2 separate regions of the Mus musculus genome follow, and region 2 is linked to region 1. The links are chromatin loops, found by intact Hi-C in ENCODE. Cell type or tissue: gastrocnemius. All regions are shown on one strand. Each heading gives the region's core, and the rest is flanking DNA. Links, peaks and the distances in the headings are about the cores only. Region 1 has its middle 7.7 kb from the start of H2-M10.5. Region 2 has its middle 16 kb from the start of H2-M10.3.

Evidence for each region. A loop is a pair of places that touch in the nucleus more often than their neighbours do. Peaks named below come from ENCODE experiments on the same cell type or tissue, not always from the same donor. Only the 100,000 strongest peaks of a DNase experiment are listed, where the experiment ranks them.
Region 2: it touches region 1 in a loop (5-fold over the local background); 9 of 42 quality-filtered maps call a loop at or near these places.

What each region holds. Positions count from the first base shown.
Region 1 is chr17:36,759,246-36,771,153 of GRCm38, reverse strand. It overlaps the pseudogene Gm8878. Among named protein-coding and RNA genes, the nearest start is that of H2-M10.5, 7.7 kb to the left of the region's middle. In gastrocnemius, for the core only: a CTCF peak has its summit at 6,650 (motif pointing right); DNase peaks (open chromatin) are centred at 5,694, 6,680 and 8,404.
Region 2 is chr17:36,378,350-36,390,257 of GRCm38, reverse strand. No RefSeq gene overlaps it. Among named protein-coding and RNA genes, the nearest start is that of H2-M10.3, 16 kb to the right of the region's middle. In gastrocnemius, for the core only: no CTCF peak of the experiment used is centred there; DNase peaks (open chromatin) are centred at 5,185 and 6,196.

The sequences.
Region 1 (11,908 bases), core at 3,658-8,657:
TCCAGTATTCTGCAGCCTATGATTTGCCTGGAGGTGAGGTATCCCTCTTGGGAGTCTTGGAACAAGGTTCAGCAATTCCCTAGTGATCACCTGTTTTGTTTTCTGATTTCTTATTAATGGGCTTCCTACTGCTGCTGACATATGTGACTCAGTGCATTATCCAAGGCAGTGGTTTTCAACCTTCCTAATGCTGGAATCCTTTAAAACAGTTCCTCACGCTGTGGTGACCTCTGACCGTCAAATTACCCTTTTTGCTACTTCACAACTGTCATTTGTATTTTAATCTCAATGTAAGTATTTTTGGATACAGAGGTTTGCCAAGGCAGTTGCCGACCTCTGGTTTAGATCCACTGATATAAAGGCACTGGTTAGGCCATTCTTGAGAACTTTACCAGTATAATTAGAGATGTCTGTAGATCATTTTGAATTCAGACAGCTATTACTGAAGTTGCAGAGACTTTTTCATTGCACATTTTACTGAACTATCCTTGTGTGTTATATTGTCCACCATCCTTAGGAAGTGGGCATCTCTGCCTTCTGTTTTTGTTTTCTGTATCTACATGGTATGAGGCCCATCTTTAGTACTGAATAGGTATCTGTGATCTTTCTCCTCAGGATGTCTCTAGTTCCTTGCAGCAACAGGGGTGTGTCTTTGATGGTCCCCAAACCCTGGGTCTTTGAGCACACACAATTTAAGTGTGGTACTATCATCAGAAGGTTTAGTGCTAAAGCCTGCTCTCTGACAATTTTAATGACCAAAGATCTGCAAATACAAAAACAAAAAAACAAAAAAGATCAACAAAAAACAATGAAAGAGACACCTATAGTAAAATGTAGGAAAAGGAATTTATTAAATGTAGTCATATTTGAAGGAGAAGCAAGCCAGTAATGAGATTTCCCTCATATTCTCCAGGTTCATTTTTAGAATTTTAACATGAGATTTAGGGTTAAATATAGAAATTAGTAGTTTCCCCGTGCTCCCTTCTCTAGTTCTTCATTTAAAAAAAATTTCCTTCATTCATAAACTGGAAATTTCTGGCCATTACTCACCTCTTGTGATACCACTTACCTAATTTGTCCCAGGTTAATTTATGGAGGTTCTTTCAGACTGTGCATGTGTGTCCTCTCATTATCATTGGTCGCTGATCCTTGAACTCCTAATATGTCTACCCCTACCTTTCATGTTCTGGCATAACAGGTCTGTTCAGGGATAAGGAAGCCTTCTTTGAAATTGTAAAGTATTTTAACTCATCCATGTCTATAAGAAATGGCAGGAACTTATCAAGTAACATAGACAGTTATTAAGTGTTCACTTTCAGTGTGCACTTTTGCTCTGGTTATGACTGTGTTGTGGTTATTGTTGTATTGACATACATGGATCTCATGTAGTTTCTCATGGTCTTGGATGAGAGTCATGAAATGACCATGTGCTGTTCCAAAATATGACTTTTGTAAATAGAATTTTAAACATTATTTTTTTGATAAAAATTAAAAGGTATTGAAGAGTTTTTTGAACAGCCTTAGCCTCCATCCATTCCCACCTAACAGAATCAATGGCAAAACATTAGATTCGTTTACATTGGGAATGAAAGTAATGGAGGATTATGGTAACCTACAAACATTTGGGTATGTCACCAGCTCTGGACTCCTGTCCACCAGGTCTGAATAATGTAACAGGAAACTACACAAAGAAAATCTTTAAAATGAGGATTTTTCTAAAATAGAGAACAACCCTGACATTGTCATTCGAAGCTTCTGGTTCTCCTCTCCCTGCACTCCTTTGGAATATAATTAATGAATATATTCTCAGGCCTCTAATGTACAGTATGAAGCCATCCATAGTCCACCAATCCTTCTCTATTCAGCTAAACAGGGATTAAAAACTCAACCCTCAAAGGAATACTTTTAATTCTGGACACTTGAATTCTTCACCATAAATTTAATAACTTCTTAGACTTAAAATTTTTATGGGAAATTTGTGGTGATATCGACTGGTTGGTGGATAATTTTGTGCACTGTGTATTCAAATTCTGATTTCTGTACCCAGATACCTGGTTGTCGCCCAGACTTTGGTATTGTCACTATTATGAAGTATCACCTGACTCAGTATTTTATAAAATGTTTTCCATCATGTTCTTCATGGACAATAATATTAGAACTGAACACATGATATCTGGGCAGGAGAGGAAAAGGCTGCAATTTCGGAGCCAGTGTGAAGGTGTGTGTGTGTGTGTGTGTGTGTGTGTGTGTGTGTGTGTGTGTGAAATGAGGATATAGATAAAGAAGCAGGGAGGAGCTTGGCTAAGATGGCAGGTAACAGGCCATATGGCTGAGACGGGGCCTAGGCCAGCATTCCAGGATTAGAATAGCTTAGAATTTGCCCAGCTATTGTACCTAGTTTTATTAATAATTATAAAGGTCCTTATGTCATTATTCAGAGCAAGGGAAAGCCTATAAAACTGATTTTTTTACAATTTACAACTGACTGTCTTGATCATTTTTATTTAAACGTGTGAATACTTAAACATTTAAGGTCTTGGTCAAACCTTGACCTCCTTTAAGAATAACATTTATGGACACAGTACATATGCCATGTACAGTGCTCTCCCATGGATATAGAGGCAGAAGACATCAAATGATCCAATGATGTTGCAAGTCCAACCGGGAAAACAACCTTGAAGAAGTGTGACACGTGCAAATTTAGTAATGCATCAAAGGCAAACTCTGCAAGGAGCCCAGTGGAGTGGATCCTGCTTGGGCATCTTGTCATTATGCAGGTCACTGTACCCTAATCTCTCCAGAAAGGAGGTTGGGGTCCCAGTAGACTGCAGTCATAGAGCATTTTGAGTAGCCATGTGGATACTAGGAATCCCACACGGTTTCCCTGGAAGACCAGCCAGTGCTCTTACCTGCTGAGATATATTTCTCTAGCCCAGACCTTTTGCCATTAAGCTCAGCATAGAGAAGGCAGATGCAAAGGGATCTTGGTGTTCCAAACCACCTTGATTTTCATAACAAGTCCCAGGCCAGGGTAGTTTATATAACTATATCCCATCTTCCAAAATATTCTAATGATATTAATAAAAATTAATTAGTTCATAAATTATTTTAAATTTCTTAAAATAAAATTTTATTACAATTATTAAATATGAAGAAATATAATCTCCTGTGGCTGCTGAGATGACTCAGCAATGAAAGGCACTTGCTGTTCTTGCAAAGGACCAGAACTGGATTTCCAGCATAGACTTGCTAGCCACAGCCTTCTCTAATTACACTTCCAGTATTTATGGTTTCTCTTTGTCATATACAGGCAGCTGAATATTCTATTACTGTCCCCTGACACACTAATAAACATCCACAGAGACAGGGACAGAGAAATAGACAGAGACTGAAAGACAGGGACAAACAGATGCACACACACACATAGAGATAGAGACAGAGACAAAGACAGACAGACAGACACACAGACACACACACTAACAAACACATAAATATATATATATAGCCTTCATGTTTCTGTTAAGGTGAATTTTCTTAAATTAAATAAAAAGATGTTTTAGAAGAAGAAACAATCTACTAACTGATGAAAAAGATAAAGGTCCTTGCCAGAATGTAAGCACCAAAAAATAAAACGTGTATTCTATGCAACATAATTATGCATTGAAAAATAGTTAATTCTCTTTTAATACATCTTACTTATAAGCAAGTAGTTACAATATCTTCAATAAGCCAAATGTCTCAAAGCTCTCAGTTCAAGGCCTGGTCAGTATGGTTTGATAAAATCCACATAAGCAGAATTACATTGAGGTCCCTTCACATTCTAAGTGTGTAGAGATCCTGTGCTGAAAGACTGAGAATTGCTGACTTAGTCTCCCCCAGCTGGACTCAGAAGGATGTTGTCAACAGAACCAGCAAAAGGATTTACAGTAAGCATCAAGTCCCCAGACACTGCTTCCAGGATACCAGGCCACAGAGGTGGGTCTGAGGTGGAAAACAGTACTCTAGAGATGCAAATCCCAGGAGTTCATCTTTCCATTACACACCCACCTGTCCCTGTCACTTCCATAGACAAGTCTAGGAAGGGCAAGCAGCCTCCCTGATGTCAGCTGTATGAAATGAAATGGGAAATGTCCGCAGTCAGCCTCTACTCATCATCCAAGCTGAGTCTCAACCAAAGATTCTCTGTGTTGGATTGGAGTGGCGGGTGGTGCATCCTTGACTGTATCAGAGTGGAGAAGTTGAGCTCAGGACAAGCAAGGAAACATGCAGTCATCTCTCTATGGTTTTTCCTTTTATTGAAAATAGACTTTTTTCTCCCAAAGTATATCCTGAGAAGGTTACTCCGAGTTCCTCCCCATCTCTCCTCACTTATGAGTGAGGTGGATCCACTCACCTTTTGTCTCTCTTTAGAAAACAAACAGGTTTCTTACCGATAATGATACGGTAAATAAAATATCACTGTTGTAATCTCTGAGACAACCATGGTAAGCAGAGAGATGATCTGTGGGAGGCAAGGAAGAAATTTGGTTTAACAAGTTTAAGAGTTCAAACTTAAAGAGTCTGACACCAATTAGTTTATTTTAGGCATATTTAAACCCAAAATTTGGTAAAAATTTTCCTGGTGACAATTGAGCCAATCATCTCCACACAATAAGCTTAAGATGTGACTGTTGGGTTTGTGGGTTCAGGAGTTGCCCACAAACCACATGGAAACCAATCTCAGTAAGACAGCGATGATTTATGGAATATACACCCTAATACTGATCAATAGAGCCACAGCTCAGTATCTGGGTGCTGAGCTATGATGCTGAACATCTCTCAGGGCCGGCTTATGAAGGAAAAGCCACAGCGAGCTCATGTACAGGTGCAGGATGTGCTGCCTGGTGGTCGGCTCTGACTCAAGCTGTTTTCCCTAATAGACAGAACAGGTCTAACTGGCCATTATTCTGATTGGTCCTCAGTGGAGCTTACAGTTGTGATCATTTAGAATCTTATGTATTAGGTTTCCATACTACCCCAATATAGCCCTTAATTTTAGCAGTCTCTCCATGTATTTCCTCCTTCATCTCCCTCTCCCTTCCACCTCCCCATTAGATCCTCTTACCCCAGCATCCCATCTATCCACAACTATTTATTTTGTATCCAGTAACTATTTGCTCCCACCCCTATCTCCTTAGTCTATTGAAGTAGAAACTCTAAGGTTCTTTGCAAAGTCAGTTGTGTCTGATGGCGTTTTGCTGGGGCAAACATGTGAAGGAACATTTCACTGAAGCAGATACAGGTGAAAGAATATTCTGCTAAAGCAAGCACATGAAAGAATATGTGATGGATTCTTTGCTAATGACATGCATGCATTGGTCTGCCTTACATTGTATAGTTGAGCTCCTTTTGTCAGGACTTCATAGAGAGATATGTACCAAAAAAACTTTTCCTGGTATGTTGATAGCTTCTTGCTACTTCTGTGTACTCAGGCCAATTAATTGGCAGATTGATGTCAGCTGAGAGAGTCTCACTGCTCTGTTAAGACAGGTGGTGAGGGAAGCCCCATGGAGGATATGTGATGCTTGGAGGGAGTATAAATAGGACTCAATGGACTGTGACTAGAGTTTGGCTTGCATGTAGAGTGCTATGCACCGTGTTGGTCTTGAGTCTTTGCTGGTCTTCACTTTGTTGCAGAGAACTTTTCCTGGCATTCTGGTTGGCCCTTGTCCAGCTGACTTGTGCCAAGTAGGCCGAGGCCTGCCTGTTCTGCTAGGTAGGGTCATTGCTGCTGATTGTGTTTGCTGTTCTGACTCTACCAAACTGGACTGCTGGAATATCCATGAATTGTTTGTGGGTGTATTCAGTTGCCTCCGCTATGCTGGGAACTGAACTGTTGATTTTCTGACAATGCAGATGGGATTTACTCCAAAGAACCATTTTGAAACAGGTTTACTTCCCCCATATCCTTTCCTTCCCACTACTTCTGGTGGGTGATGGATTAGAAGGGAGGCTAAAACATTTATGGACCATCTTTAAAGGCAGGCATTGAAAAAATTAAAGTTATACTCTATCACCTGTCTTATAGATCTTAGATATTCTGACAGGTATATGATGAAATGTCAAAGTAGTTTTGCTTTGCATTTCACTGATGTTAAGAATGTTGAACTGTAGCTGTCTTCAGACACACCAGAAGAAGTTGTCAGATCTCATTATAGATGGTTGTGAGCCACCATGTGGTTGCTGGGAATTGAATTCAGGACCTCTGGAAGAGCAGTCAGTGCTCTTAAGCACTGAGCCTTCTCTCCAGCAACATGATGCAAGGTCTTAATTGCACACCTAAATTCACCATATGTTCATGCCACCATAAGTCTAGATGTCAGAATTTAAACAATCTTTGAAATGTGTGAATGTCTCTTTAATGTACTGATTACAAAGCAAAAGAGCCAAAGTACTTCATGAGCATTGCAGTGTAGCAATACCATCATATTTTTATATTTATAGAGTTGTGATTTCCCTCTGATTTTTCTGTTTGATAAAAAGTCCAGGTACTGCTCCTGTTGTGTGAGAAATTATTTATACTGCATCTAAGCTTCAGAAATGATCCTGAGCCCTTAGTGATCTGTTCTTTGCCAGCTGACACTGAAGCTTGGCCAGTAGATGTCAGTAGAGCAGCATGAAGGGAAAGCATGGCATTTCTGTGTCTTGTAGGCTCCTTGCCAGGTGCCTGCAAAATGAGCCTCCAGCATCTGCCCCCATAGCACAGGAAGCAGCTGCAGCACCCAGTGTCTGCAGTACACAGCAACTCCAACAAACAGCAGATTCACTCGGGAATGGCCCGCTGTGAACAGGTTTTGGTTGGACTCTATTATAGCTGAAGTCCTCCCTTTAGGTCCTTTTTATCCTCTTCTGAGCAAGGCACAAATCAATCAATCTATCAATATATTAGTCAATCAATCAATCAATCAATCAATCAACCATAGCTGCTCTTGTTTCTCATAGACTATCTGTGATGGTTAATCTCCATAGTCAAGGTGAGTGGATTTAGGGTCATCTAAAAGACAAACCTTTGGGCATGACTTCAAAGGCATTAGATGATAGATTTAACTAAAGGAAGGTGGCGCTATAATCTTAGATTGTAGCCATGGACTAAATACAAGAGGGGATGGGGGGAGCCAGGTGAGCACTGCATTCCTGGTTCTCAGACTCCTGATTGGCTGAGAGCAGAGCCAGCAGCCTCACAAACTGCTGCCACAGAGATGCTATACTGAAGTGGAAACTTAGGGATTCTTTGGAAAATCGTTGTGTTGGCAGATGCTGCTTTGGTGGGGTAAACACATGAATTAATGCTTTTCTGGAGCAGATATTGTTAAAAATATGGTTTGCTAAAGGAGACATGTGAAGGAACATTTTGTTAAAGCAGACACAGGAGAAAGGGTGTTTTGCTAGAGTGAACATATGAAAGAACTCATGATGAAGTATTCTTCACTCATTCCAGGCATATATTGATTCATCTTACATATGTTGTAGAGCTCCTTTCGTCCGTCAGGGCTCTATAAAGGGAAATGCACCAAAACTCCTGGTGGTGTGCTGGCAGCTTTTTGTTGTATCCTCGGACTCCAGTTGATAGATAGAGTGATGTCAGCTGGTAAAGACTAACATGGAGTTATGCTAAGACAGACTCATGTGCTGAGGCAAGACACCTGATGGTTTCGGGGAGTATAAATAGAACTCAGTGGACCGTGAGAGGTACTTGCCTGTAGAACTAGCTTTGTAACACTTCTTGATCTTCAATTTGTTGAGAAAGGCACAGTTGAGAGCTTCTAGTGTTCCTAGTTTTCCAAATTTCTCCTGCTGACTCATGTCAATTTGGCTGAGTCCTGGCTGTTCCTGCAAGGTGTGCCACCACTGCTGATTGGTTTTTTGTATCTAGTCTCTGCCAAACTGAACTGTTTATAGATTGCTGAAGTATTTGTAAGTGTATTGAGCTTCTGTTGTTGACTTGTTAACTGAATTGATAATCTGACAGTGCAAATGGGATTTACTCCAAAGAACAATTTCTAAACATGTCCACTTTGCCTGAATCCTAATATCCTTTTTTCACATTACCTCTGGTGAATGGTAGGATAGAAAGGTGGTTAAAGGCATCCTGGTAGATGTAGGTAGCTATGTAGTCGCTTCATGAGGGACCGGAGAGAGGAGTCGGTACCGAAAGGTGACAGTAATTTGCAAGTCATGGCCCTTCATCTTGTCCTACATCCCAAGCTCCTGGCAAGCCCCTAAGTACAGTTGCAGCCATTGTCTCTGCTCCCTGCGGTGGACTGCCTATGGCATTTGCCTGCCTCCTTTCTGTGTGGGAAGGTGCAGCTGGAGAGAACACACATAAGAAAACAGCCTTGGATTCAAGCAGAACAGGTTTGCCAGATCTGCTGCATGGCTTGTCGCCAGTGGAAACAGAGAAAGGAGGAGACAATTTCTTGGCAAGAGTGCAGGTCCAACTTCAGTGACAGATCTGATGGCCTTGGAGTGGCTGAAGACCACCACCCTCCACAGGCCTGCTCCCAAGAACAGCTATCCTTTATCTTGAGTGAGCTTCCTCAGCATGCTGTCTATATGATTGGCAGAAACTGTAGTTGGAAAGGGGGCTGAATGACTACTGGACTTTATATGAAAACACCTACTTGGGGCTCACTTTTGGGCAAGGTTGAGACAGGGGCATATTTATATTTAGCTTTGCCTTTCTCTCGAACCATGTTTGGCTCTAAAACTAAAAGGAAAGCTAGAGAAGAGTCAGGGGCTTCCTCAAAACCTGGAACCAATAGCCCTGCCAATGCTAAAAGAAAAGCCAAGAATCAGGCTGCCACGCACTCTGGTGGAGTCAGCTTGACAGGCGAAAGCTTGGAAACTATCTCATGAGGAAAAGAGTTTCAAGGAAACTCCCTCCTGGAGTCTGGCGTTCCCCCTAACCCATAAAATTAATTTTCCACTCCCGAGTTAGTCTAGTGTATGGATCCACGTGCTCTCTATTTAGTATTACCCTACTATAGGTGCCTTTTAAGATTGAATTCTGACATAGCTAAAGCCTCCCCCAGTGTTCCAAGAGCCCAGATAACAGCAAGGAGTTTAACCTATTCAGTAACTAATTAAGCACTACAATAAAACAGAGCCAGTAACTCAATTGGTCTGCAGAAAGAGCCTGGGAATCTCACTGAGATAAAAATCTTTAGTACAGGCTACATTCCATGCCAAGAGCAAGTTAATATACTCTCCTGATAAATGGGGATTCTCCAGACAAGATAAAATTTAACAAGGCCTAGGAATTTAGGGGTCCGAGACACTACATTATTCTTGAGGCCTGCCAAGAGTAAACCCCCCTGGTGCTTATAACACTAAAGTGTGAAATTCTTGCCTGGCACTAGGCTGATCCTAGGCAGGGCTGCTAATCTCTATTGTAAACATTTATCTAGTTCCTGCAAATTCCATTCTCTTGATTCTGGTTAATTTCAGTGTACCTTGTCTGGTGTGACATATAGCCCCTGGAATTTTCTGAAATATAAAAAGTCTGAGGCTCAACCTGACATTACATTCAGATTCTACACAACCTCTCCTGTGTGTGTCTGTTTGTCAATTTAATCCTACGCTTTGCCCACCTGCTCGAGAGACCCATTCCACGCAGACACAGGCACCCAGAGGGTCTGCGGCATCAGACCACTAAAGCAGTTAAGGCAAAACCAAAAGAAGAATGGGGGAAACCAGGCTGAGGCTAGGGATGAAGCAGTGGCCAGGACACAGCCAGCCATTTCTACTGAGCCCAAGACTGTGACCTGGAAAGTAAAAAAAAAATAAAGAAAGATAAGACTAATGCTAGAGTCATGGCTCAGGCTAAGACAGAACTCCTGGCAGAGCCTGCTTTAGTGCCTCACACCAAGTCAGATGCTCTGCCTACGTCTGTGGTCATTACTGTAACCAAGTCTGAAGTCAAGGTTGACACTGGAACTGAGGCATCTGTCAAGGGCTCTGTCAAGGCTACTGATAGATGCAGTATTAAGCACAAGCCTGAGATAAAGAAAGAGGTCTGTGTCAAATCCAGGGCTGGGGACAAAGCTAGTATTGTCATCAACACCACTGATGAGGATGAAGATTATGTGTGCTCCTGGTTTTGGACTCTAGAAGAGCCTAGTGTAGGGTCCTAGTTCTGGCCTAAAGAAGAAATTCCTCTTCAAGTTTATCAGTCCCCACCAAAGGTTGAGGAAGAACCTGAACCCCCAGATACATTCGACTATGCTTTAAAATAAAAAAAAAAAAAATAAAAGCTGCAGCATGGTTAAGGGGCAGGTTTATTATCCTGGTCCCCATTGAGGAACTGCAGCCATCTTTACCTCCAGATGGGAACTGGACTCTGGTTGCAACCTTAATTGAAACTCTCCTGGGTATTCGACCTTTGACCAAGATCCCACCTTATGGGGGACCTTACTTCCAGACTTTAGCTGATTTGAAAAACCAAATCCAGGAAAAAGAAAAGTATGGACCCAATCCAAATACTTGCCACTGTAAATCCCATACCTTTAGTTTAGAGCCTGTTGAGTTTGATAAACCTGTTGCCCTACTTAAGTTAACGAGGGATCCGTTTATTCATGAGATAGCTACAATGATAATGGGGATCAGTTCTGCTTACCCATTTACTAAAGATATTGTTCATGATGTTGGTATTACTGTTATGATTGAAAATTTTGTTAATAATCCAAATGCTAAGAAATACCCTAGAACTTTAAATATAAATGCCGACCCTGACACCCCCAAAGAAGTGAAAGAGACCGAAGCACATGTAAATAAAGTTTGTAGGGACATACTCTGTTGTCCTTTGAACTTCTCTGTGCAAGTGGAGGAACTAAAGCTGTTAGTGAGCTTGAATGTGAAATTTGATTGTCACCACGTGGTTATCTATTATGTTCATCTCACTGTTAAACAAAGGAAGTGTCAAAATCAAGTTTCAGATTTTAAGAGTCCTTTTGTGTTTTTCAAAAAATCAAGTGAATATAAGAGAACTGATCAGTGCTGAAGTAATGTCCTCACTGGTTGCTCTCTTTCACAAGAATGAGTCAAAAGCTAATATTCTTCAAATCATTGAAATATTTGAGAATATAAATTTCCAATTAAAAAAAAGGGCAAAACTATTTACTAAGGAAATGTTCACTAAATCTGAACTTATTTCCATATTCCGGGAGGCAAAAGAGTTTGACCAGAAACTCCAAGACTTAACAGACTACAGTGACCCTGATGTGAGAGATAACGTTATCCGATTAATACTCAAACTCTAAATAGCTGTATATTCTCACAAAGCCTTGAACATTTTTGTCTTTCCAATATAAATCGAATGCTTATTATAATTATAAATTTGATAACTTATGCTCTCTGTGTTGAAGATGCTAGTCATCTTGAAAGATTGAATGCTTGCTGGGTTTTATTGTGCTATATAATATAAATTAAGGCATTTTGGTATTTCTATAATGTAACCCAGTACTGAACCTACTCGTTCTAAATAAGCTATATTTCTGTGCATTATATTAATATAATGTATTTTCATATTCCGTTTACGTGTTTTTAATAAAGTTGCATGCTAAACACAATGAAAAAAAAAAAGAAAGGTGGTTAAAGCATTTAGGAAATATTATTAAAAGCCAGGTTGAGAAAAATTTAAGCCTAAACTAAATCAGCTCATCTCCCCACCCATGACAGACAGTTCTTTCCAACTGTGAGCCAAAGTAAGCCTGTTATGTATTTTTTTTATGTGTATGAGTACACCATTGCTCTCTTCAGACACACCAGAAGAGGGCATTAGATCCCATTACAGATGGTTGTGAGCCACCATGTGGTTGCTGGGAACTCAGGATCTCTGGAAGAGCAGTCGGTGCTCTTAACCCCTGAGCCA
Region 2 (11,908 bases), core at 3,243-8,242, 380 kb after region 1:
ATGCTGCTGACACTCTGGACATGTCTTTTGCAATCTCATTTTGAAACATGGCCTGACCTCTATAAGGATCTTCCTGTCATCTTGTGAGCACACACTTAAACTGGGTGGAACCCGTGTCAATGCTCTGTGCAGACTCTGGGTCTGACAAGATTTCTACCACACTGAATGCTGCACTGTCTGATTTAAAGCCACTTCCTTCCTTTATATGCGATCCTGCCAGGTGTCAGCACATATTCCAATGCTCTGACTGTCCTGAGAGTGTGGTTACTGGAGGGGCTGGTGCTAACAAACCATGAGCTCAGTAGAGGTCTTTGAAAAAAAAAAAACTGCTCTAGTTGGGTACTGATTGGAGAGTGTTTTCCACTATTGCTCCTGCTGTGACTGCTTGCAACATTTGTCTATCTTTCTCCCTCTCTCCTGAATTAAAATATCTGTTACTGAGTGCACAATGGAATTTTTCAGGGGGCCTTTCTGTCTTTACCATAGCTCTGGTCATTTCTATTCAGTGAGGGTGCTCGCTAGACCTACAGTACCCCCTTTATGAGTTCTGGACTTTTCCCTTCTGCTTTCTAATATTTCCTTTTCAACTTTGCTAATAAGGTACATGATTCTTGCCATCACACACTGCTTCTGATAGTTTTCATCCAAGCCACCCTCATTTATTCCTGGCAGATTTTTCCATGTGTTCCCCGATGTCCCGGCCCCATCCAGATTTGTTTAAAGCTTCTACAAAGAGTTAGACCTATCCTCAGTGCTTCATTGAGAAAGGTTCACTCTCCTGTTCTCAAACCAGGGAAGAAGAAAAAAGACGTCAGTGACTGCTGCCTACCCACCAAGTTCATCTGCAGGATCCTACCATGAGGGTTAGGCTAAAGTACAGTACAGGGGGGACTCTTCCCTGGTCTGCTCTGTATCATTTCTTTATTTCTTTGAAAATAAACTAGAGATTTCTAGCCATGGCTCACCTCCTCTGACTGCTGTTGTCTAAATTTCCCCAGTTCATTCTCTGGACAGTCTACCAGAGTGACCCTGTTTTTCCCCTCTACCATGGATCTCTATGGTCCTGACTCCTGATCCTCATGCCAGTGTGCAATGCCAGCTAGTTCATCTGAAGTGTGTCTACTTAGGTGTGTGGAGAAAAGATTGCAGTAAGATTTCAGATGAGATTTGTAGACAGGAAGTATTTAATTGCAATGTGAATTCTAGTCCTTGTTTTTGCTCTTTAAGAAATGAATCCCCTCTAGGTCAGGAAGGCTTGAAATCCTCTGCTTCCCAATGACTAGCATGACAGGCACGCACCACCATGTTCTCCCACATTAGAAGAATTCTGTTAGAGAGTATTTCTAGTATTAAATAATATTTTACACTATCTTAGGCTTTCTATTGCTATGAAGAAACATTGTAATAGCCTCATGTACATGATTATATGTCAATTTAACAGAATCAAAGAAAAAAAAACAATTCCATAGATTTACATAATTAACTATAAACTAGCTCTCAACAATGGCCTAACCACAGCCTTTTATATCAGTGGTTCTAAACAAGTGGGTTGCAACTGCCTTGGCAAACCTCTGTATCCAAAAAGAAAAAAAAATTACATTGTGATTAAAAAACAAATGACAGTTATGAAGTAGCAAAAAAGGTAATATGAGGGTTGGGGGTCAAACAACATGAGGAACTGTATTAAAGTGTTCCAGCATTAGGAAGGGTGAGAAGCACTGCTTTGGATAATGCACTGAGTCACATATGCCAGCAGCAGTGGGAAGGCCATTAATAAGAGATCAGAAAACAAAACAGGTGATCACTAGGGAATCGCTCAAGCTTGTTCCAAGACTCCCAAAAGGAAATCCTCCCCTCCAGGCAAATCATAGGCTGCAGAATACTGGAAGCTGACATCTCAGAGCAGCATTTCCAACCCTGGGCCCAGAGCCTCCAACCAGGACTGAATTGTGACCAGCAAGGACTGAACTCAGAGTCACATCACTGCAAGTGACATGAACAGAGGTGCTTGCAAACTTCACAGAACTCTACAACAGTCAGTCCAGACTCCTCTCATTTACAGGTAGTAGATCTCATTCCAGATAGCTGAATAAAGGACCTGCCTAAGGAACAACTATTTCTCCAAAATGTTGAACATGCATCTGCTGCCACACAGGGTTGGTAGAGCTCTTCTTCATGCCCAGCCTTATCTCCAAAACAATGTAGTTAAATTTTATTGTTCCTCCCACAACATAAAATTTTTAAAAAGTCTATTCAACAGCAACTGATCCCTTACCCAGTTGACTACAACAAATATATTATCTAAACTCCCAAGATAGCATTAGTGATTTTGATTACTTGAATCCTCAGTCAACTTAAGGGCTTCTTAATGCTTCCAAAGTTTTCTATGGGAAATGGGTAGCTATATTAATGACTGACTTCTTCACAATTTGTACATAAAGGACTTGGTCAATGAACATCATACTTTAAAAGAACATTTACTGACCTAGCATCCATTCAGTGTGCAAGATTCTCCTCTGATGTGAATGCAGCCAATAATGAAAAAGATCAATGATGTTTGATGTCCTCAGTGTGGACAACCTTGAGGAAGTACCGTCTGTGTCCATTTAGTGACTTATCAATGAGAAAAATTTACAATTAGTCCATGTCATGAGAAAGTTCCTTTTATTCCAAATATTTTGGAACCAGTAGCATGGATGTCTGAGTTCTAGGCCAGCCTGGTCTACATAGCCACTTTCAGGCCAGCCAGGCTGCATACTGAGATGCTGTTTCAAAAGGAAACTAATATAAAGGGCGCTTGCTGCTCTTGCAGATGGCCAGAGTTTCTCAGCACTTGAGTTTGGCAGTTTAACTCCATATCTAGGCTTTCCAACTACCACTTATGGAATATATATATATATATATTTGCAACTGCATTTTTCTGTATTTCAAATATATAAAAATAGACAGGTATTTAATTCATATTATGAGATATAGAATGAGAGAAAGAGTTGTGGTATAGAAATCATATAGGTTTAAAACAGAGAGCAGGTAAGGAGATAGCTGGGATGTAGTTCAGTTAGTATAGTGCTTTGCCCAATACACAGAAAGCCCTGGATTTCATCTCCAGATAGCATAAACCAGATGTGGTATCAGGCTCCATTGACCTCATTAAACAAACAAACAAACAAACAAACAACAAAAAAGCATTGAAGCTGGGGCGATAACTCAGTGAAAAAGAGCACTTGCTGTTCTTTGAGGTTTGTCCTGACAACCAGAGAATTTCCCAAAGAATGCTGTGTCATTCTAGATCCTATTGTGAATAATGACTGAATGAAAAAATGTGCCCTGGGAGATTAATAGTGAATTTTGAGCTACTTTATCCTGACACTGGAAATTGGAGATCAGAAAAATAGTTGCTTTCAGAAAAATTGGTAATGTTTCTTGTTTGCACAACAACATATATGACATGAACAGCCTAAGATAAAAGTCTTAGGGCTGGAGAGATGGCTCAGGGGTTAAGAGCACCGACTGCTCTTCCAGAGATCCTGAGTTCAATTCCCAGCAACCACATGGTGGCTCAAAACCATCAGTAATGGGATCTGATGCCCTCTTCTTGTGTGTCTGAAGAGAGCAATGGTATACTCATACACATAAAATAAATACATAACAGGCTTATTTTGGCTCACAGTTGGAAAGAACTGTCTGTCATGGGAGGGGAGAAAAGATGATTTAGTGTAGGCATAAATTTTTCTCAACCTGGCTTTTAATAATATTTCCTAAATGCTTTGACCTCCTTTCTATCCCACCATCTGCCAGAGGTAGTGTGGAAAAAGGGTATTAGGATTCAGACAAAGTGGACATGTTTAGAAATTGTTCTTTGAAGTAAATCCCATTTGCATTGTTAGATAAGCAATTCAGTTAACGAGTCAACAACAGAAGCTCAATACACTTACAAATACTTCAGCAATCTATAAACAGGTCAGTTTGGTAGATTCCAGATACGAAAAACCAATCAGCAGTGGTAGCACACATTGCAGAAACAGCCAGGACTCAGCTAAATTGACATGAGTCAGCAGGAGAGATTTGGAAAACTAGAAACACTAGAAGCTCTCAACTGTGCCTTTCTCAACAAATTGAAGATCAAGAAGTGTTGCAAAGCTAGTTCTACAGGCAAGCCCCTCTCCCAGTCCATTGAATTCTATTTATACTCCCCCACCCAAAACCATCAGGTGTCTTGCCTCAGCACATGAGTCTGTCTTAGCAAATCTTCACTCTAGTCTTTACCAGCTGACATCACTCTGCCAATCAGCTGAAGTCCGAGGATAAAACAAAAAGCTGCCAGCACACCACCAGGAGTTTTTGGTGCATTTCCCTTTATAGAGTCCTGACGGACGAAAGGAGCTCTACAACATATGTAAGATGAATCAATATACGCCTGGAATGAGTGAAGAATCCTTCATCATGAGTCCTTTCATATGTTCACTCTAGCAAAACACCCTTTCTCCTGTGTCTGCTTTAGCAAAATGTTCCTTCACATGTCTCCTTTAGCAAACCATATTTTTAATAATATCTGCCCCAGGAAAGCATTCATCCATGTGTTTACCCCACCAAAGCAGCATCTGCCAACAACAATGACTTTCCAAAGAATCCCTAAGTTTCCACTTCAGTATAGCACCTCTGTTGCAGCAGTTTGTGAGGCTGCTGGCTCTGCTCTCAGCCAATCAGGAGACTGAGAATGAGGAATGCAGTGCTCACCTGGCTTACCCCTCACCCCCCCCAACCCCCACCCCCACCCCCTTGTATTTAGTCTAGGGCTACAGTCTAGGATTATAGTGCCACCTTCCTTAATTAAACCTCCCTGCAAAGGTTGGTCTTTTAGGTGACTCTAAATCCACACACCTTGACTATGAAGATTAACCTTCACAGATAGTCTATAAGAAACAAGAGGAGCTATGGTTGATTGATTGATAGATTGATTGATTTGTGCCTTGCTCAGAAAAGGATAAAAAGGACCTAAAGGGAGGACTTCAGCTATGATAGAGTCCAACCAAAACCTGTTCACAGCAGACCACTCCTGAGTGAAACCCCTGGAGGGCATCTGAGGAAGCTGCTGTTTGTTGGAGTCGCTGTGTACTGCAGACACTGGGTGCTGCAGCTGCTTCCTGTGCTATGGGAGCAGATGCTGGAGGCTCATTTTGCAGGCACCTGGCAAGGAGCCTACAAGACACGGAGAGCTCATGCTTTCCCTTCATGCTGCTCTACTGTCATCTACTGGCCAAGCTTCAGGGTCAGCTGGCAAAGAACAGATCACTAAGGGCTCAGGATCATTTCTGAAGCTTAGATGCAGTATAAATAATTTCTTACACAACAGGAGCAGTATCTGGACTTTTTATCAAACAGAAAAATCAGAGGGAAATCACAACTCTATAAATATAAAAATATGATGGTATTGCTACACTGCAATGCTCATGAAGTACTTTGGCTCTTTTGCTTGGTAATCAGTACATTAAAGAGGCATTCACACATTTCAAAGATTGTTTAAATTCTGACATCTAGACTTATGGTGGCATGAACATATGGTGACTTTAGGTGTGCAATTAAGACCTTGCATCATGTTGCTGGAGAGATGGCTCAGTGGTTAAGAGCACTGACTGCTCTTCCAGAGGTCCTGAGTTCAATTCCCAGCAAACACATGGTGGCTCACAACCATCTATAATGAGATCTGACACCTTCTTCTGGTGTGTCTGAAGACAGCTACAGTTCAACATTCTTAGCATCAGTGAAATGCAAAGCAAAACTACTTTGACATGTCATCGTACACCTGTCAGAAGGTCTAAGATCTATAAGACAGGTGATAGAGTATAACTTTAATTTTTTTCAATGCCTGCTTTTAAAGATGGTCCAGAAATGTTTTAGCCTCCCTTCTAATCCATCACCCACCAGAAGTAGTGGGAAGGAAAGGATATGGTGGAAGTAAACCTGTTTTGAAATGGTTCTTTGGAGTAAATCCATCTGCATTGTCAGAAAATCAACAGTTCCGTTCCCAGCATAGCGGAGGCAGCTGAATACACCCACAAACAATTCATGGATATTCCAGCAGCCCAGTTTGGTAGAGTCAGAACAGCAAACACAATCAGCAGCAATGACCCTACCTAGCAGAACAGGCAGGCCTCAGCCTACTTGACACAAGTCAGCTGGACAAGGGCCAACCAGGATGCCAGAAAAAGTTCTGTGCAACAAAGTGAAGACCAGCAAAGACTCAAGACCAACACGGTGCATAGCACTCTACATGCAAGCCAAACTCTAGTCACAGTCCATTGAGTCCTATTTATACTCCCTCCAAGCATCACATATCCTCCATGGGTCTTTCCTCACCACCGGTCTTAACAGAGGAGTGAGACTCTCTCAGCTGACATCAATCTGCCAATTGGCCTGAGTACACAGAAGCAGCAAGAAGCCATCAACATACCAGGAAAAGATTTTTTGGTACATATCTCTCTATGAAGTCCTCACAAAAGGAGCTCAACTATGCCATGTAAGGCAGATCAATGCATGCATGTCATTAGCAAAGAATACATCACATATTCTTTCATGTGCTTGATTTAGCAGAATATTCTTTCACTTGTATCTGCTTCAGTGAAATGTTCCTTCACATGTTTGCCCAAGCAAAATGCCATCAGACACAACTGACTTTGCAAAGAACCTTAGAGTTTCTACTTCAATAGACTAAGGAGATGCGGGTGGGAGAAAATAGTTACTGGATGCAAAATAAATAGTTATGGATAGATGGGATGCTGGGGTAAGAGGATCTAGTGGGGAAGTGGAAGGGAGAGGGGGATGAAGGAGGAAATACATGGAGAGACAGCTAAAATTAAGGGCTGTATTGGGGTAGTATGGAAACCTAATACATAAGATTCTAAATGACCACAACTGTAACGTCTATTTAGGACCAATCAAAATAATGGTCAGTTAAAACTCTTTTGTCTGGTTAGGGAAAACAGCTTGCGTCAGAGCCGACCACCAGGCAGCACATCCTGCACCTGTACATGAGCTCGCTGTGGCTTTTCCTTCATAAGCTGGCCCTAAGAAATGTTCAGCATCATAGCTCAGCCCCAAGATATTGAGCTGTGGCTCTATTGATCAGTATTAGGGTGTATATTCCATAAATCATCGCTGTCTTACTGAGATTGGTCTCCATGTGGTTTGTGGGCAATTCCTGAACCCACAAACCCAACAGTCACATCTTAAGCTTATTGTGCAGAGATGATTGGCTCAATTGTCACCAGGAAAATTGTTCACCAAATTGTGTTTTGTTTAAATACGCCTGAAATAAACTATTGGGGTCAGACTCCTTAAGTTTCAACCAATTGGCTGACCGTGGTGGACTCAGAGACCACAACAATAATATTTTATTTACCGTATCATTATCCCTAAGAAGCCTGTTTGCTTTCTAAAATGGTACAAAAGGTGGGCAGATCCAGATGGTTGGAGAGATGGGAAGAAACTGGGAGGAGTAGAGAAAGGGGACACCCTTATCAGAATATACTATGGAAGAAAAAAATCTATTTTCAATAAAAGGAAAAAACATAGAGAGATGACTGCATGTTTCCTTGCTTGTCCTGAGCTCAACTTCTCCACTCTGATACAGTCAAGGATGCACCACCCACCACTCCAGTCCAATACAGAGACTCTTTGGTTGAGACTCAACTTGGATGATGAGTAGAGGCTGACTGCAGACATTTCCCATTTCATTTCATACACCTGACATCAGGGAGGCTGCTTGCCCTTCCTAGACTTGTCTATGGAAGTGACAGGGACAGGTGGGTGGGTAATGGAAAGATGAACTCCTGGGTTTTGCATCTCTAGAGTCCTGTTTTCCACCTCAGACCCACCTCTGTGGCCTGGTATCCTGGAAGCAGTGTCTGGGGACTTGATGCTTACTGTAAATCCTTTTGCTGGTTCTGTTGACAACATCCTTCTGAGTCCAGCTTGGGGGAGACTAAGTCAGCAATTCTCAGTCTTTCAGCACAGGATCTCTACACACTTAGAATGTGAAGGGACCTCAATGTAATTCTGCTTATGTGGATTTTATCAAACCATACTGACCATGCCTTGAACTGAGAGCTTTGAGACATTGGGCTTATTGAAGATATTGTAACTACTTGCTTATGAGTATGACATATTAAAAGAGAATTAACTATTTTTCAATGCATAATTATGTTGCATAGAATACACATTTTATTTTTTGATGCTTACATTCTGGCAAGGACCTTTATCTTTTCCATCAGTTAGTGGGTTGTTTCTTCTTCTAAAACAGCTCTTTATTTAATTTAAGAAAATTCACCCTAAAAGAAACATGTAGGCTATATATATTTTTATGTCTTTGTTAGTGTGTGTATGTGTGTGTGTGTGTGTGTGTCTGTCTGTCAGTCTCTGTCTCTATCTCTATCTCTATCTCTATATCTATCTCCATGTGTATGTATGCATCTGTTTGTCCCTTTCTCTCAGTCTCTGTCTATTTCTCTGTCCCTGTCTCTGTGGATGTTTATTAGTGTGTCAGGGGGCAGTAATAGAATATTCAGATACATGTATATGACAAAGAGTCACCAAAAATACTGGAAGTGTAATTAGAGAAGGTTGTGGCTAGCAAATCTATGCTGGAAATGCAGTTCTGGTCCTTTGCAAGAACAGCAAGTGCCTTTCATTGCTGAGTGATCTCAGAAGCCACAGGAGATTATATTTCTTCATATTCAAAAATTATAATAAAATTTTATTTTAAGAAATTTAAAATAATTTATGAACAAATTAATTTTTTATTAATATCATTAGAATTTTTGGAAGATGGGATATAGTTATATAAACTACCCTGGCCTGGGACTTGCTATGAAAATCAAGGTGGTCAGGCATGGTTATTCCACCAGAGGTTCTTTTATCCTTGAGAAGAGTTTTTGCTATCCTAGGTTTTTTGTTATTCCAGATGAATTTGCAAATTGCTCCTTCTAATTCGTTGAAGAATTGAGTTGGAATTTTGATGGGGATTGCATTGAATCTGTAGATTGCTTTTGGCAAGATAGCCATTTTTACAATGTTGATCCTGCCAATCCATGGGCATGGGAGATCTTTCCATCTTCTGAGATCTTCTTTAATTTCTTTCTTCAGAGATTTGAAGTTTTTATTATACAGATCTTCCACTTCCTTAGTTAGAGTCACGCCAAGATATTTTATATTATTTGTGACTATTGAGAAGGGTGTTGTTTCCCTAATTTCTTTCTCAGCCTGTTTATTCTTTGTATAGAGAAAGGCCATTGACTTGAGTTTATTTTATATCCAGCTACTTCACCGAAGCTGTTTATCAGGTTTAGGAGTTCTCTGGTAGAATTTTTAGGGTCACTTATATATACTATCATATCATCTGCAAAAAGTGATATTTTGACTTCCTCTTTTCCAATTTGTATCCCCTTGATCTCCTTTTGTTGTCGAATTGCTCTGGCTAATACTTCAAGTACCATGTTGAAAAGGTAGGGAGAAAGTGGGCAGCCTTGTCTAGTCCCTGATTTTAGTGGGATTGCTTCCAGCTTCTCTCCATTTACTTTGATGTTGGCTACTGGTTTGCTGTAGATTGCTTTTATCATGTTTAGGTATGGGCCTTGAATTCCTGATCTTTCCAAAACTTTTATCATGAGTGGGTGTTGGATCTTGTCAAATGCTTTTTCTGCATCTAACGAGATGATCATGTGGTTTTTGTCTTTGAGTTTGTTTATATAATGGATTACATTGATGGATTTTCGTATATTAAACTATCCCTGCATCCCTGGAATAAAACCTACTTGGTCAGGATGGATGATTGCTTTAATATGTTCTTGGATTCGGTTAGCGGTAAAGCTTTACTACAGAGCAATTGTGATAAAAACTGCATGGTACTGGTATAGAGACAGACAAGTAGACCAATGGAATAGAATTGAAGACCCAGAAATGAACCCACACACCTATGGTCACTTGATCTTCGACAAGGGAGCTAAAACCATCCAGTGGAAGAAAGACAGCATTTTCAACAATTGGTGCTGGCACAACTGGTTGTTATCGTGTAGAAGAATGCGAATCGATCCATACTTATCTCCTTGTACTAAGGTCAAATCTAAGTGGATCAAGGAACTTCACATAAAACCAGAGACACTGAAACTTATAGAAGAGAAAGTGGGGAAAAGCCTTGAAGATATGGGCACAGGGGAAAAATTCCTGAACAGAACAGCAATGGCTTGTATTGTAAGATCGAGAATTGACAAATGGGACCTAATGAAACTCCAAAGTTTCTGCAAGGCAAAAGACACCGTCAGTAAGACAAAAAGACCACCAACAGATTGGGAAAGGATCTTTACCTATTCTAGATCAGATAGAGGACTAATATCTAACATATATAAAGAACTCAAGAAGGTGGACTTCAGAAAATCAAATAGCCCCATTAAAAAATGGGGCTCAGAACTGAACAAAGAATTCTCACCTGAGGAATACCGAATGTCAGAGAAGCACCTGAAAAATTGTTCAACATCCTTAATCATCAGGGAAATGCAAATCAAAACAACCCTGAGATTCCACCTCACACCAGTCAGAATGGCTAAGATCAAAAATTCAGGTGACAGCAGATGCTGGCATGGATGTGGAGAAAGAGGAACACTCCTCCATTGTTGGTGGGATTGCAGGCTTGTACAACCACTCTGGAAATCAGTCTGGCGGTTCCTCAGAAAATTGGACATAGTACTACCGGAGGATCCAGCAATACCTCTCCTGGGCATATATCCAGAAGATGCCCCAACTGGTAAGAAGGACACATGCTCCACTATGTTCATAGCAGCCTTATTTCTAATAGCCAGAAGCTGGAAAGAACCCAGATGCCCCTCAACAGAGGAATGGATACAGAAAATGTGGTACATCTACACAATGGAGTACTACTCAGCTATTAAAAAGAATGAATTTATGAAATTCCTAGGCAAATGGATGGACCTGGAGGGCATCATCCTGAGTGAGGTAACACATTCACAAAGGAACTCACACAATATGTACTCACTGATAAGTGGATATTAGCCCCAAACCTAGGATACCCAAGATATAAGATACAATTTGCTAAACACATGAAACTCAAGAAGAATGAATACTGAAGTGTGGACACTATGCCCCTCCTTAGAATTGGGAACATAACACCCATGGAAGGAGTTACAGAGACAAAGTTTGAAGCTGAGATGAAAGGATGGACCATGTGGAGACTGCCATATCCAGGGATCCACCCCATAATCAGCATCCAAACGCTGACACCATTGCATACACTAGCAAGATTTTATTGAAAGGACCCAGATGTAGCTGTCTCTTGTGAGACTATGCCGGGGCCTAGCAAACACAGAAGTGGATGCTCACCGTCATCTAATGGATGGATCACAGGGCTCCCAATGGAGGAGCTAGAGAAAGTAGCCAAGGAGCTAAAGGGATCTGCAACCCTATAGGTGGAACAACATTATGAACTAACCAGTACCCCGGAGCTCTTGACTCTAGCTGCATAAGTATCAAAAGATGGCCTAGTCGGCCATCACTGGAAAGAGAGGCCCATTGGACACGCAAACTTTATATGCCCCAGTACAGGGGAACGCCAGGGCCAAAAAGGGGGAGTGGGTGGGTAGGGGAGTGGGGGTGGGTGGGTATGGGGGACTTTTGGTATAGCATTGGAAATGTAAATGAGCTAAATACCTAATAAAAATAGAAAAAAAAAGAAAATCAAGGTGGTCTGGAACACCAAGATCCCTTTGCATCTGCCTTCTCTATGCTGAGCTTAATGGCAAAAGGTCTGGGCTAGAGAAATATATCTCAGCAGGTAAGAGCACTGGCTGGTCTTCCAGGGAAACCGTGTGGGATTCCTAGTATCCACATGGCTACTCAAAAC